Regions from separate parts of the Homo sapiens genome. Here region 1 is linked to region 2. The links are chromatin loops, found by intact Hi-C in ENCODE. Cell type or tissue: endothelial cell of umbilical vein. All regions are shown on one strand.

Region 1 (8,000 bases), 100 kb after region 2:
TTTTGTTCTTTGTTGATAATGATAGGAACTAACAGTTTTTCATATATGGCCTTTTTCATATTGAGGAAATTCCTTCTATTCTTTGTTTATTGAATGTTTTCATCTTGAAAGAGCATTGAATTTTGATAAATGAGTTGGGCACGGTGGCTCACGCCTGTGATACCAGCACTTTGGGAGGCTGAGGCGGGCAGATAGCTAGAACCCAGGAGGTGGAGGCTGCAGTGAGCCGTGATTGGGATGCTACTGCACTCCAGCCTGGGCAACAGAGTGAGACCGTCTCAAAGAAAAAGAGTTCTTTCCCTGCCACTGCTGAGTTGAGTGGAGGCAGAGGCTTGGGTGCATTCAAGATTCAGCTTCACCCGTAGACCACCACCATGGCCACGGAAGGTGTTGCTGCTGGAGGTGTGGTGGCTGTTAATACTGCTTTACAAGAGGTGTTGAAGACTGTCCTCACCCATGATGGCCTAGCACGTGGAATTTGCAAAGCTGCTGAAGGGTCAGGCCCATCTTTTGTGTGTTTGCATCCAACTGTGATGAGCCTATGTCAAGTTCATAGAGGTTCTTTGTGCTGAACACCAAATCAACCTACTTAAGGTTGATGACAAGAAGCTAGGGGGAATGGTTAGGTCTCTGTAAAATTGACAGAGAGGGGAAACCCCGTAAAGTGGTTCGTTGCAGTTGTGTAGTAGTTGAAGTACTTCAAATGCAAGAAATGAACGAATAAAACTCTGGCTAACCCCCCTGCCCCCCAACACACACACAGACACACACACACACACACTCACAGTCACACTCACTCTGGGCATGTTGGCTCAATCCTGTAGTCCTAGCACTTTGGGAGGCCGAGGTGGGCAGATTGCTCGAGCCCAAGAGTTCAAGACCAGCCTGGGCAACATGAAATCCCATCTCTGCTAAAAATACAAAAAATGGCCAGGTGCAGTGGCTCGCGCCTGTAATCCCAGCACTTTGGGAGGCCGAGGTGGGCGGATCACGAGGTCGGGACATTGAGACCATCCTGGCTAACACAGTGAAACTCCATCTCTACTGAAAATACAAAAAAATTAGCTGGGCATGGTGGCGGGCACCTGTAGTCCCAGCTACTCGGGAGGCTGAGGCAGGAGAATGGCGTGAACCCGGAAGGCGGAGCTTGCAGTGAGCCAAGATCATGCCACTGCGCTCCAGCCTGGGCGACAGAGTGAGATTCCTTCTCAAAAAAAAAAAAAGAAAAAAAAAAAGAATACAAAAAATTAGCCAGGTGCTGTGGTCCCAAATACTTGGGAAGCTGAAGTGGGAGGATTGCTTGAGCCTGGGAGGTAGAGGCTGCAGTGAGCCATTATTGTGCCACTGCACACCAGCCTTGGTGACAGAGTGACACCTTGTCTCAAAAAAAATAAAAGAATTTTTACAAACACTTTTCTGCATCTATCGAGATGATCATGTGGTTTTTAAATTAATTTTTGTAGAGGTAGGGTCTTGCCATGTTGCCCATGCCAGTCAGGAGTATGTTTTTTTTTCTTTTGTTCAACTAATTTGGCATATTACTTTAATTGATTTTCATTTGTTGAATCATCCTTGCATTCTGGGAATAAAACTCACTTGGTCTTAATGTATCATCCTTTTAATATGCTGCTGAATTGTGTTAGTGTTTTGTTGATTTTTGCATCTATATTCATAAAGAATATTCTGTAGTTTTTTTGTTTTTTTGTTTGTTTGAGATGGAGTCTTGCTCTGTCGCTCAGGCAGGAATGCAGTGGTGTGACCTCGGCTCACTGCAACCTCTGCCTCCCCAGTTCAAGCGATTCTTCTGCTTCAGCCTCCCGAGTAGCTGGGACTACAAGTGCGCACCACCATGCCCGGCTAATTTTTTTGTATTTTTAGTAGAGATGGGGTTTCACCATATTGGCCAGGCTGGTCTCGAACTCCTGACCTCGTGATCCACCCACCTTAGCCTCCCAGGTGTAAGCCACTGTGCCTAGCCTTTTCTTTTCTTATAGTATCTTTTTCTGGCTTTGTGTCAGAGTAAATTCTGGCCTCATAATGAGTTAGGAAGTGTTTCCTTTTCTTTAATCTTTTTAAGAGTTTCAAAAGAATCGAAACTCTTTTTTCTTTGTTTTGTTTTGAGATGGAGTCTCGCTCTGTCGCCAGGCTGGAGTGCAGTGGCGCGATCTCAGCTCACTGCAACCTCCACCTCCCGGGTTCACGCCATTCTCCTGCCTCAGCCTCTCGAGTAGCTGGGATTACAGGCACTCACCACTATGCCCAGCTAATTTTTGTATTTTTAGTAGAGACGGGGTTTCACCATGTTGGCCAGGATGGTTTCTATCTCCTGACCTTGTGATCCTCCCGCCTCGGCCTCCCAAAGTGCTGGGATTACAGGCGTGAGCCACTGTGCCCGGCTGAAACTCTTCTTCTGTAAATGTTTTTTGTTGTTGTTGTTGTTGTTGTTGTTGTTTGAGTCGGAGTCTCACCCTGTTGCCCAGTCTGGAGTGCAATGGCATGATCTCAGCTCACTGCAACTTCCGCCTCCCAGGTTCAAGCAATTCTCCTGCCTCAGCTTCCTGAGTAGCTGGGATTACAGGCATCTACCACACGCCCAGCTAATTTTTGTGTTTTTAGTAGAGACGGGGTTTCACCATGCTGGCCAGGCTGGTCTCGAACTCCTGACCTCAGGTGATCTACCCGCCTTGGCCTCCCAAAGTGCTGGGATTACAGGCATGAGGCACCGTGCCCGGCACACTTTTGTAAATGTTTGGTCAAAGTTCTTGTGATCAGGAGAGATGAATGAGGTATATTTTGGAGCTCACGAAAGTGCTTCAAGGAACTAGAAGGATTTCTGGAGCACTGCAAGTTTCTGTAAAGCACAATCTGAAAGTACCACTGAATTCATCCACTCACAAAAGCTCCCATAGTGTGTGTTGGCCTCTTGCTTTGTTCCTGGGATGCTTTCTTATGATTTTTATGCTGCTGTACCTGTAATCACATGTTCTATACCTTCAAGTCTGTTTTGGAGGATTCAGTTGTGGAGATTGGGAACCCCCAGAAAGAGTATTTTGATATTTTCAGTATTTAAAATACTTTGCACACACTGTAATCTTTAAATCACCTCTGAAAACTAGGTGAGTGATCTCAAATAATAAACAAGCTTAAGTCAGAAAAATTTTGCTTAACCAAAGGATTTCTGGATTTTGTTTTGTTTTGACCCCTATAGTGAGGGTGCATTTTGTACAGATTGACTCTTCCTTTGTTTTTCTTTTTTTATCTGCTTAAAAGGAAGGTATTAGTTAGTGTTCATAGAGACTACATGCAGATTTTTCCCTTCTAAGTAGGTTAGGTCCTTTTACTTGAAGTTGTACAACAGAGGCCAAGAATAATTCCTTATAGGCAAAAAGATGAGAGTTGTTGTTGTTGTTGTTGTTTGAGTCGGAGTCTCACTATTTCGTTATTGTGTTTTTGACTCTTGGGGCATCTGAATGCTTTAGCCAGTACTGCAAAACTGACCAGTGGTGACTCTTCTTTTGTGCAGTGACTTTCAAACATTTTTGACAGCTTCCTACAATAAAATACAAGGATTATGTTGTGACCCAGTACACAAAAAATACATACATATACAACTAATGTTAAAGTCTCACAAACCAATTCTTAACCTTTATTAGAGGGAATGCAGCCTGCTATCTTCTATTTTGTTCTATTTCTTTCTCTTTTTTTTTTTTTTTTTTTTTTGAGATGGAGTCTCACTCTGTTGCCCAGGCTGAAGTGCAGTGGCGTGATCTTGGCTCACTGCAAGCTCTACCTCCCAGGTTCACGCCATTCTTCTGCCTCAGCCTCCCAAGTAGCTGGGACTACAGGCGCCCGCCACCACGCCTGGCTGATTTTTTTTTTTTTTTTGTATTTTTAGTAGAGACAGGGTTTCACCGTGTTAGCCAGGATGGTCTCGGTGTCCTCACCTCATGATCCACCCGCCTCAGCCTCCCAAAGTGCTGGGATTACAGGTGTGAGCCACCATGCCCGGCCTGTTTCTTTCTCTTCTTTAAAATACTAGTTTCAGGGGCCGGGTGCAGTGGCTCACGCCTATAATCCCAGCACTTTGGGAGGCCGAGGTGGGTGGATCACAAGGTCAGGAGATCAAGACCATCCTGGCTAAGAAGGTGAAACCCTGTCTCTACTAAAAATACAAAAAATTAGCCGGGCGTGGTGGCGGGCACCTGTGGTCCCAGGTACTCAGGAGGCTGAGGCAGGAGAATGGCGTGAACTCAGGAGGTGGAGCTTGCAGCGAGCCAAGATGGTGCCACTGCACTCCAGCCTGGGCGACAGAGCAAGACTCTGTCTCAAAAAATAAATAAATAAATAAATAAAAATTAAAAAAAATAAAAATTAAAAAAAAAATACTAGTTTCAACTTGCTGAATTGATTTCATAAATTTCTAATGGATGTGAACTTTAGTTTAAAAAATACTCCTCCAGGCGGGCATGGTGGCTTACGCCTGTAATCCTAGCACTTTGGGAGGCCTAGGCGGGCGGATAACCTGAGGCCAGGAGTTTGAGACCCACCTGGCCAACATGGTTGAAACCCCATCTCTACTAAAAATACAAAAAGTAGCCAGGCATGGTGGTGAGTGCCTGTAGTCCCAGCTACTAGGGAGGCTGAGGCAGGAGAATCACTTGAACCTGGGAGGCAGAGGTTGCAGTGGGCAGAGATTGTGCCACTGCACTCCAGCCTGGGTGACAGAGTGAGACTCCATCTCAAAAAAAATACTCTTCCATGACTCCCAGATTTGGCTGTACATATAGTTTTCTGGGCTGCTACCCTTGAAGATTTTGATTTTGTGGTTTGAGTTTGTATTTTTATAAAACATTCAGGAGTTTATATTTTTATCAGTTGCCCAGATAATTTTGATGTAGCCTTAGCCAAGTATTTGGGAACTACTAATAGATATAATGTAATAAAAACTAGTTTATTTAAAGCTGAATTTATCCCTTAAAACCACTGAAAACCATAATTGTAACTCTTAAAGTTATTGCCCTTCAAATTTTTAAAAGAATCATCTTAGTACCTGAGCTATCTGAACTCCAGTATTTATTTTATCTAATAAAATGTGGAGAGCCATTTTATGCAGTGATTGACAAGTAAAAGACAGTTAAATTCCTTTTGATTATAGAAAAAAAACAGGCTGGGCACTGTAGTAGATTAAGTTCACCCTCTGGTTTGTTCCATTCAGTAGTGATGTTGTCTTCTTTGACACAGACCAATTTATATCTGACTTGGAACACCAGCCATCAGGTTCAGCAGAGAAATGGCCTAACCACAGTGTGCTCTCATGTCCAGCTCCTTTCTGGAGAATCTAGAGGGTGAGTGTTGATTGAAATGTGTCATTGTTTTTGTGCCCAAGTCTGGTATTTGCATGCAGTGGCTGGATTTGCATGTGCTACAGAGGAGGGGGTATGCACGGGCATTTTCTGGTAGGCCCACTCATTATCTTTGGAACTACACTTTGACTAAAAGACTCTGCTTTTTAAACTTAACCACACTCAGGCTCTTACACTTGTGCTTATGATTTTATTCTTGAATGAAAGGGAAGTGTTTACTTAGATTTATTAGACCAAAGCAGAAAGAGGTTTCGTATCTATGAATTCTATATGGTTTGGGTTGCTCAGTAAATTTGGTTGCTGATCAGGTATGTAAGCCTACTCATTCCTGGTCAAGTACTCTTAACTTTTGATGTGAATGAAATCAGGAAATTTTGTCCGTTTTTCAGAGGCAACCCAGAATATTTATCCCTAGCCTCCCCTGTGGGCCCATGTTTGCACTTCCGGTAGTCCTCTGGGGCTCTACTTGGAAGAAAGCTGTAGTACTAGAGCCAGTGTCTGTGTCTAGGCTTAGGCTTCTAGACTCAGCAGCCAAGGAGGAACGAAGCTGTTCCTTGCTGTCATGTTGGCTCCTTTCTTCAAATACTATGAAAGCCACTTAAGAAAATATATGATAGAAATTATAAATACACAGATTATACCTTCCTAAATGCCATTTGAATTTTATTTTAAAATGAATCTGGATTTGGAAGGGGCCTTGGAAATCATGTTCACTACCCAAACCTTTATATTTAGGTTTCTGCAGCTTCCTGATGACCTATCAGACAAGATACCAAAACCCTAACTTCTCCCAGAACTGGGCCTACCCTGGTCTCACATCATTCTTGTCCAACCATGAGAGGAGTGGTGACTTAATTCCTGCATTGAATGTATATAAAACTCTCAGGAGAGTTATAACCAGAGGATTTAAAATAATTTCCTCATATTAGGGGTGAGAAAATAAGTTGCAGAAGGATTAGTTAAGTCACCTGAGTCACATCACAGCCAAACCAAGGCTAAAGCTTACTTCTTCCAGTGTTAAGCCCAGTGTGCTTCCCATGTGTGAAGCAACAAGTTGGTCACTAATGATCTTGGTAAGAAGGAAGTATTATGTGGAGTGAAGGGATCGATGGATGACTGAGTAAATAAGAGGTGAGAACATAGAAGAAACAGCAGTGTAGACAACTCCTTTAAGATGTTAAGCCATGAAAGAAAGAATTAGATACAGAGGGGAACATGGGGTTGAGTGTTTTTATTTGCTTGCTTGCTTCTTTGAGATAGAGAGATTTGCACTTTTTTTTTTTTTTTTTTTTTTTGAGATGGAGTCTTGCTCTGCCACCCAGGCTGGAGTGCAGTGGTGCGATCTCCGCTCACTGCACGCTCCGCCTCCCAGGTTGACGCCATTCTCCTGCCTTAGCCTCCCGAGTAGCTGGGACTACAAGGCGCCTGCCACCACGCCCGGCTAATTTTTTGTATTTTTAGTAGAGATGGGGTTTCACTGTGTTAGCCAGGATGGTCTCGATGTCCTGACCTCGTGATCCGCCCACCTTGGCCTCCCAAAGTGCTGGGATGACAGGCATGAGCCACCGCGCTGGCCCAGATTTACACATATTAAGTGCTGATGAGAAGGATCTGGGGAGACAAGTTGATAGAGACAAAGAAGTGAAGAAAATTGATGCCGCAAGGTGTTGAAGAGGTTCCAGAGCACAGGTAGTGGAATGGGTCCTGTGGATTTTTGGGTCTGGAGCTCAGGTTTGGCCCTTAGAGATAGATTTGGGAGTCAACAATGGACAAGATTATTCAGAGGAAAATGTACAAAATGAGCAAAATAGGGATAAAGGATTCTTCTGATAATTTTAAAATGCTTCTGAGTCTCACATCTTAAGCCAAATTGAGAGAAGTTGTTTATTTTTTTCACATTTCAGCTTTTGCTGATAGAAAAGAGTACATGCTGATACTTGAATATACTTTCAAGTACCTGTGTACTGTTTACTCAGCTGGAGATTTAATGTTTGTCTTTGTAGAATGTTTTCAGTTAAAAACATTTCCTAGAGGAAACATTGTTATGACGTTGATTATAGCATCACACATAGAAGAGGTTTTCTTTTTTTTTTTTCTTTTTGAGACAGTCTCGCTCTGTTGCCTAGGCTGGAGTGCATTGGCATCATACTGGCTCACTGCAACCTCCGCCTCCCAGGTTCAAACAATTCTCCTTCCTCAGCCTCCCAAGTAGCTGAAATTACAGGCACCTGCCACCACACCTGGCTAATATTTTGTATTTTTAGTAGAGATGGGATTTCACCGTGTTGGCCAGGCTGGTTTTGAACGCCTGACCTCAAGCGATCCGCCAACCTTGGCCTCTCAAAGTGCTAGGATTACAGGTGTGAGCCACTACACCCGGCCAAGAAGAGGTTTCTTAAAAAGGAAGGAGTCTTAAGAGGACTGATTTTCCCCCTCAATCCGTTGGGTGGGGAAAAAAGGTATAATAATTTTTCTTTACTAGTATTAGAGCTAATGTTAAAAGTGAATCTCTGATCTATTGCTGGTGAAATTTTTTTATATTAAAAAAGTGAAGGATATCTTCAAATCGTGCATGTATTTTTAATCTGTTCAATGGTAGGAAGCTGTCTGGAATTCAGGGTGAAATTTGAGATAACT
Region 2 (8,000 bases):
CTCTACTAAAAATAATAAAATTAGCTGGGCATTGTGGTGCATGCCTGTAGTCCCAGCTACTTGGGAGGCTGAGACAGGAGAATCACTTGAACCCAGGAAACAGAGGTTGCAGTGAGCCGAGATCATGCCACTGCACTCCAGCCTAGGCGACAGAGTGAGACACTGTATCAAAAAAATATAATAATAATAATAATAATAATTTCCTTTCTGACTGGTTTGAGATGGTATCTCATTGTGGTTTTGATTTGCATTTCTCTGATCATCAGTGATGTTGAGCTTTTTTTATGTTTGTTGGGCTGCATAAATGTCTTCTTTTGAGAAATGTCTGTTCATGTCCTTTGCCTACTTTTTAATGGGGTGGTTTATTTTTTTTTTTTTTGTAAATTTATTTAAGTTTCTTGTAGACTCTGGATATTAGACCTTAGTCAGATGGATAAATTGCAAAAGTTTTCTCCCATTCTGTAGGCTGCCTGTTCACTGTGATGATAGTTTCTTTTGCTGTGCAGAAGCTCTTTAGTTTAATTAGATCCCATTTGTCAGTTTTTGCTTTTGTTGGCAATTGCTTTTGCCATTTTCATCAAGAAATCTTTGCCCATGCCTATGTCCTGAATGGTATTTATTGCCTAGGTTTTCTTCTAGGGTTTTTATAGTTTGGGGTTTTACATTGAAGTCTTTAATCCATCTCGAGTTAATTTTTGTATAAGGTGTAAGGAAGGGATCCAGTTTCAGTTTTCTGCATATGGCTAGCCAGTTCTCCCAATACTACTTATTAAATAGAGAATCCTTTCCCCATTGCTTGTTTTTGTCAGGTTTGTCAAAGATCAGATGGTTGTACATGTGTGGTCTTATTTCTGAGTTCTCTGTTCTGTTTCATTGGTCTTTGTGTCTGTTTTTGTACCAGTACCATGCTGTTTTGGTTACTGTAGCCTTGTAGTATAGTTTGAAGTCGGGTAACGTGATGCCTCTAGCTGTGTTCTTTTTGCTTAAGATTGTTTTAGCTATACGGGCTCTCTTTTGGTTCCATATGAATTTTAAAATAGTTTTTTCTAATTCTGTGAAGAATGTCAATAGTATTTTAATGGGAGTAGCATTGAATCTATAATTTGCTTTGGGCAGTGTGGCTGTTTTCACAATATTGATTCTTCCTATCCATGAGCATGGAATGTTTTTCCATGTTTGTGTCCTCTCCGATTTCCTTGAGCAGTGGTTTGTAGTTCTCCTTGAAGAGGTCCTTCACTTCCCTTGTTAGCTGTGTTCCTAGGTATTTTATTCTCTTTGTAGCAATTGTGAATGGGAGTTCATTCTTGATTTGGCTCTTTGCTTGTCTCTTGTTGGCGTAAAGGAATGCTTGTGACTTTTGCACATTGATTTTGTATCCTGAGACTTTGCTGAAGTTGCTTATCAGCTTAAGCTTTTGGGCTGAGACTAGGGGGTTTTCTAGATAGAGGATCATGCCATCTGCAAACAAAGACAATTTGACTCCCTCTCTTCCTATGCGAATACCCTGTATTTCTTTCTCTTGCCTCATTGCCCTGGCCAGAATTTCCATTACTATGTTGAATAGGAGTGGTGAGATAGGGGCATCCTTGTCTTGTGTCAATATTCAAGGGGAACACTGTCAGCTTTTGCGTATCCAGTATGACATTGGATGTGGGTTTGTCTTAAATGGCTCTTATTATTTTGAGGTTTGTTCCTCCGATACCTAGTTTATTGAGAGTTTTTAACATGAAGTGATGTTGAATTTTATCGAAGGCCTTTTCTGCATCTATTGAGATAATCATGTGATTTTTGTCTTTAGTTCTGTTTATGTGATGGATTACATCTATTGATTTGAATATGTTGAACCAGCCTTGCATTCTGGGAATGAAGCTGACTTGATCCTGGTCGATAAGCTTTTTGATGTGCTGCTGGATTCGGTTTACCAGTATTTATTTGAGGATTTTGGGATCAATGTTCATCAGTGATATTGGCCTGTAGTTTTCTTTTTTTGTTATATCTCTTTCAGGTTTTGGTATCAGGATAATGCTGGCCTCATAAAATGAGTTAGGGAGTAGTCCTTCCTTTTCGGTTGTTTGGAATAGTTTCGGAAGAAATGGTACCAGCTTCTCTTTGTACCTCTGGTAGAATTCAGCTGTAAATCTTTCTGGTCCTGGGCTTATTTTGGTTGGTAGGCTATGTATTACTGCCTCAATTTCATAACTCATTATTGGTCTGTTCAGGTATTCAGCTTCTTTCTGGTTCAGTCTTAGGAGGGTGTATGTGTCCAGGAATTTATCAGTGTCTTCTAAGTTTTCTAGTTTATTTGCATAAAGGTGTTTATAGTATTCTCTGTGGTGGTTTGTATTTCTGTGGGGTCAGTGGTGATATCTGCTTTATCATTTTTTATTGTGTTGATTTGATTCTTGTCTCTTTTCTTCATTAGCCTAGCCAAGCTCCTGGATGAGTTGTTTTTGTTTGTTTGTTTGTTTTGAGATGGAGTCTCACTCTGTTGCTCAGGCTGGAGTGCAGTGATACGATCTTGGCTCACTGCAACCTCCACCTCCTGGGTTCAAGCAATTCTCCTGCTTCAGCCTCTTGAGTAGGTGGGATTATAGGCACCCACCACCACACTGGGCTAATTTTTGTATTTTTAGTAGAGACAGGGTTTTACCATGTTAGCCAGGCTGGTCTTGAGCTCCTGACCTCAAGTGATCTGCCTGCCTTGGCCTCCCAAAGTGCTAGGATTACAGGTGTGAGCCACCGTGCCTGGCCTGAATTTTTTTTTTTTTTTTTCGAGACGAAGTCTCGCTCTGTTGCCCAGGCTGGAGTACAGTGGCCCAATCTCGGCTCACTGTAAGCTCCGCCTCCCGGGTTCATGCCATTCTCCTGCCTCAGCCTCCTGAGTAGCTGGGACTACAGGTGCCCACCACCACACCCGGCTAATTTTTTTTGTATTTTTTTTTAGTAGAGACGGGGTTTCATCGTGTTAGCCAGGATGGTCTCGATCTCCTGACCTTGTGATCTGCCCGCCTCAGCCTCCCAAAGTGCTGGGATTATAGGCGTGAGCCACCGCGCCCAGCCTGATTTTTTTTTTTAAGGGTTTTTTTGTGTCTCTGTCTCCTTCAGTTCTGCTCTGATCTTGGTTATGTCTTGTCTTCTGCTAGATTTGGGGTTTGTTTACTCTTGGTTCTCTAGTCTTTTAGTTGTGATATTAGGATGTCGATTTGAGTTTTTTCTGGCTTTTTGATGTGGGCATTTAGTGCTATAAATTTCCCTCTTAACACTGCTTTAGCTATATCCCAGAGATTCTGGTACATTGTCTCTTTGTTCTCATTGGTTTCAAATAACTTCTTGATTTCTGCCTTAATTTCATTTTTTACCCAGAAGTCATTCAGGGGCAGGTTGTTCAATTTCCATGTAGTTGTGTGGGTTTGAGTGAGTTTCTTAATGTTGAGTTCTAATTTGATTGCGCTGTGGTCTGAGAGACAGTTATGATTTCATTTCTTTTGCATTTGCTGAGGAGTGTTTTACTTCCAAGTATGTGATCGAATCTAGAGTAAGTGCCATGTGGCACTGAGAAGAATGTATATTCTGTTTTTGGGTAAGTCTACTTGATCACAGCTGAACTCAAGTCCTGAATATCTTTGTTAATTTTTTGTCTCGATGATCTGTCTGATATTGACAGTGGGGTGTTAAGTCTCCCACTATTGTTGTGTGGGAGTCTAAGTCTCTTTGTAGGTTTCTAAAAACTTGTTTTATGAAACTGAGTGTGCCTGTATTGGGTGCATATATATTTAGGATAGTTAGCTCTTCTTGTTGAATTGAACCCTTTACCATGCTGTATGCCCTTCTTTGTCTTTTTTTGATCTTGTTGGTTTAAAATCTGTTTTGTCAGAAACTAGGATTGCAACCCCTGCTTTTTTCCTGCCTTCCATTTGCTTTGTAAATTTTCCTCCATCTCTTTATTTTGAGCCTGTGCATGTCTTTGCATGTTAGATGGGTCTCTTGAATACAGCACACCAATGGTTCTTGTCTTTTTAGCCAGCTAACCATTTTGTGTATTTTAATTGGGGTATTTAGTCCATTTACTTTTAAGGTTAATATTGTTATGTGTGAATTTGGTCCTGTCATCATAATGCTGGCTGGTTATTTTGCAGACGTGTTAATGTAGTTGCTTCATAGTGTCATTCGTCTGTGTACTTGAGTGTGTTTTTGTAGTGGCTGATAATGGTTTTTGCTTTCCATATTTAGTGCTTCCTTCAGGAATTCTTGTAAAGCAGACCTGGTGGTGCTGAATTCCCTCATTATTTGCTTGTCTGAAAAGGACTTTATTTCTCTTTCACTTACGAAGCTTAATTTGTCCGGATATGACATTTGGGTTGGAAATTCTTTTCTAAGAATGTTGAATATTGGCATCCAATCTCTTCTGGCTTGTAGGGTTTCTGCTGAGAGGTCCACTGTTAGTTTGATGGGCTTACCTTTGTGGTGATCTGTCCTCTCTCCCTGCGCTTAACATTTTTTCCTTCATTTCAACCTTGGAGAATCTGATGATAATGTGTTTTGGGATTGATCTTCTCATGGAGTATCTTACTGGGTTTCTCTGAATTTCCTGAATTTGAATGGTGGCCTATCTTGCTAGGTTGGGGAAGTTCTCATGGATGATACCGTGAAGTATGTTTTCCGACTTGGATGCGATCTCCCCGTCTCTTTCAGGTACCCCAGTTGTAGGTTCAGTCTTTTTTTTTTTTTTTTTTTTTTTTTTTGAGATGGAGTCTTGCTGTGTTGCCCAGGCTGGAGTGCAGTGGCGTGATCTTGGCTTACTGCAACCTCCACCTCCTGGGTTCAAGCGATCCTTCTGCCTCAGCCGCCCGAGTAGCTGGGACTACAGGCACACACCACCACGCCTGGCTGATTTTTGTATTTTTAGTAGAGATGGGGTTTCACCATCTTGACCAGGCTGGTCTTGAACTCCTGGTCTCGTGATCCACCCGCCTCGGCCTCCCAAAGTGCTGGGATTATAGGCGTGAGCCACTGTGCCCAGCCAGGTTCATTCTTTTAAATAATCCCATAGTTCTTGGAGGTTTTGTTCATTTCTTTTCATTTTTTCTTTTTCGTTTTTTTTTTTTTTTTTTTTTTTGAGACGGAGTCTCGCTCTGTCGCCCAGGCCGGACTGCGGACTGCAGTGGCGCAATCTCGGCTCACTGCAAGCTCCGCTTCCTGGGTTCACGCCATTCTCCTGCCTCAGCCTCCCGACATTTTTTTTTTTTCTCTAACCTTGTTTGCCCGTCTTATTTTAGCAAGATAGTCTTCAAGCTCTGATATCCTTTCCTCTGCCTGGTCTGTTCAGCTGTTGATACTTGTGGTTGTATTGTGAAGCTCTCCTGTTGTGTTTTTCAGCTCAATCAGGTCATTTATGTTCCTCTGTATACTAGCCATTCTGGTTAACAGCTCCTGTAATGTTTTATCATGGTTTTTCGCTTCTTTGCCTTGGGTTAAAACATACTCCTTTAGCTCAGCGAAGTTTGTTATTACCTACCTTTTGAAGCCTACTTCTGTCAATTCATTCTTCTCTGCCTCAGCCCAGTTCTCTGCCCTTGATGGAGAAGTGTTGCAATCATTTAGAGAAGAGACACTCTGGCTCTTTGAGATTTCAGCGTTCTTGCATTGATTCTTTCTCATCTTTGTGGATTTATCTGCCTTTGATCTTTGAGGCTGCTGACCTTTGGATAGGGTTTTTGTGGGATCTTTTGTGTTGATGTTGTTGTTGTTGCTTTCTGTTTGTTTTTCTTTTAATAGTAAGGCCCCTCTTCCATAGGGTAGGGCTGCTGCAGTTTACTAGGGGACCACTCCTGACCTAATTCATCTACCCCCTCCTGCACCTGGAGGTATAAGCAGTGGAGGCTGCAGAACAGCAAAGATGGCTGCCTCCTCCTCTGGGAGCTTCATCCCAGAAGGCACGGAGCTGATGCTGGCTGGAACGCTCCTGTATCAGGTGCCTGGTGACCCCAGTTGGGAGGTCTCACCCAGTCAGGAGGGATGGGATCAGGAACCTGCTTAAAGAAGCAGTCTGACTGCCCCTTGGCTGAGCAGGTTCGGCTGTGCTGGGGAGAATTCCCCTCATCTGGACTGCCAACAGGCAGGAAAGACTAGGTCAGCTGAACCATGAGACCATGACCACCCCTACCCGTAGAGGCTCCTTCCCAGGGATATCAGAGTTCTGTCCATAAACTCCTGGCTAGAGTTACTGCAGTTCCTGCAAGGAGGTTCTGCCTGGTGAAGAGAGAAGGATCTGGGTCCCACCTAAGGAAACAATCTGGCCACGATCTGCCACCGCCACTGTGTTGTGCTGTGGGGAATTCCTCTTCGTCCAAACCGCCAAGTTTCCCCAACACCAGCAAAGGAAAATGGCAGACTGGAGCCGCAGTGATGGCGACTGCCCCTTTCCGTGGGAACTTGGTAGTCTTAGGCAGTGTCCAGCCTGCTGCTGCTAGCCACAACCTGAGCAGGTTGCACAGCTCTGTGCTTGGGTCCCAAGGCCTTGGTGGCGTGGGCTCATGAGGGGATTTCCTGATCCATGGGATGTACAGATCTGTGGAAAAAGTCTGGTTTCCCGCGCAGGGTAGCACAGTTACTCACCACCTCCCTTGGCTGGGTGTGGGAGTTCGCCTTTGTGGCTACCAGGTCAGGTTGTCGCTCTACCCTGCTTTTCCTAGCTCTGTGTGGATCACACCAACCACCTAGTCAGTCCCAGTGAGAGAACCTGGATACCTCAGTTGACGGAGCAGGATTCACTGGCCGTTTTTGCTCCTCTTAGTGGGAGCCGCAGACTGGAGTGGCTTCTAATCAGCCATCTTGGCTCCTCCTGCCTAAACTAGTGTTTTCTTAACTTCTTTGCAAATGTTTTTTCTTGAAGTTGTTTCTTTCACACTATTCATGGAGGCTAATTGTTTAGTCACTTTAAACTCTGCATTGACTCTTCAATAAATAACAACTGAGCAGATGTTGGTAACATCTGGCAGCACATCAAGGGCCAAGGAAAAGCACTTTTTTTTTTTTTTTTTGAGACGGAGTCTTGCTTTGTTGCCAGGCTGGAGTGCTGTGGTGCAATCTTGGCTCACTGCAACCTCCGACTCCCTGGTTCAAATGATTCTCCTACCTCAGCCTCCCAAGTAGCTGGGATTACAGGCAAGTGCCACCACGCCCAGATAATTTTTGTATGTTTAGTAGAGACGGGGTTTCACCATGTTGGCCAGGATAGTCTCGAACTCCTGATCTCGTGATCCGCCTGCCTCTGCCTCCCAAAGTGCTGAGATTACAGGCGTCAGCCACCGCACCTGGCCGGAAAACCACTTTTTAAGGAAATCGTTTGTTTTATTTTGTAATTAACCTATTAATGTTGCTACCAATGTCCTCAGTTTTTCTACCAGTTGTTCTTGCTGAAAGGCTAATAGTCTTGTAAGTTTTTCTCTGAACATATTTCCGTGGTTTCTCCGGTGAAACACAATTTAAATAACTCACCATCAGTAAATGACTTTCTTTTTTTTTTTTTGAGACCAAGTCTCACTCTGTCACCGAGGCTGGAATGCAGTGGTGCAATCTCAGCTCACTGCAACCTCCGCCTCCCGGCTTCAAGTGATTCGCCTTGCCTCAGCCTCCCAAGTAGCTGGGATTACAAGCGCCTGCCACTATGCCTGGCTAAATTTTGTATTTTAGTAGAGATGAGGTTTTGCCATGTTGTCCAGGCTGGTCTCGAACTCCTGACCTTGTGATCCACCTGCCTCAGCTTCCCAAATTGCTGGGATTATAGGCATGAGCCGCTGCACCCGGCCCCAGTAAATGACTTTCTTTACTTTGCTAGCAAATGAGCCATTTTATTTTCTTTGTTTTTTGTTTTTGTTTTTTTTGAGAGACGGAGTCTTGCTCTTGTCACACAGGCTAGAGTGCAGTAGTAGCGCAATCTCGGCTTACTGCGACCTCCGCCTCCCGGGTTCAACTGATTCCCCTGCCCCAGCCTCCCAAGT

The links. Peaks named below come from ENCODE experiments on the same cell type or tissue, not always from the same donor. Only the 100,000 strongest peaks of a DNase experiment are listed, where the experiment ranks them.
Region 1: it touches region 2 in a loop (3.0-fold over the local background); 3 of 110 quality-filtered maps call a loop at or near these places.

What each region holds. Positions count from the first base shown.
Region 1 is chr16:68,209,088-68,217,087 of GRCh38, forward strand. The region is part of intron 9 of NFATC3 (nuclear factor of activated T cells 3); the gene reads left to right. It also overlaps the pseudogene RPS12P27. Among named protein-coding and RNA genes, the nearest start is that of MIR6773, 20 kb to the right of the region's middle. RefSeq lists an enhancer at 2,057-2,126. In endothelial cell of umbilical vein, no CTCF peak of the experiment used is centred here; a DNase peak (open chromatin) is centred at 7,364.
Region 2 is chr16:68,107,554-68,115,553 of GRCh38, forward strand. All of the region lies in intron 1 of NFATC3 (nuclear factor of activated T cells 3), which reads left to right. Among named protein-coding and RNA genes, the nearest start is that of NFATC3, 26 kb to the left of the region's middle. In endothelial cell of umbilical vein, no CTCF peak of the experiment used is centred here; no DNase peak of the experiment used is centred here.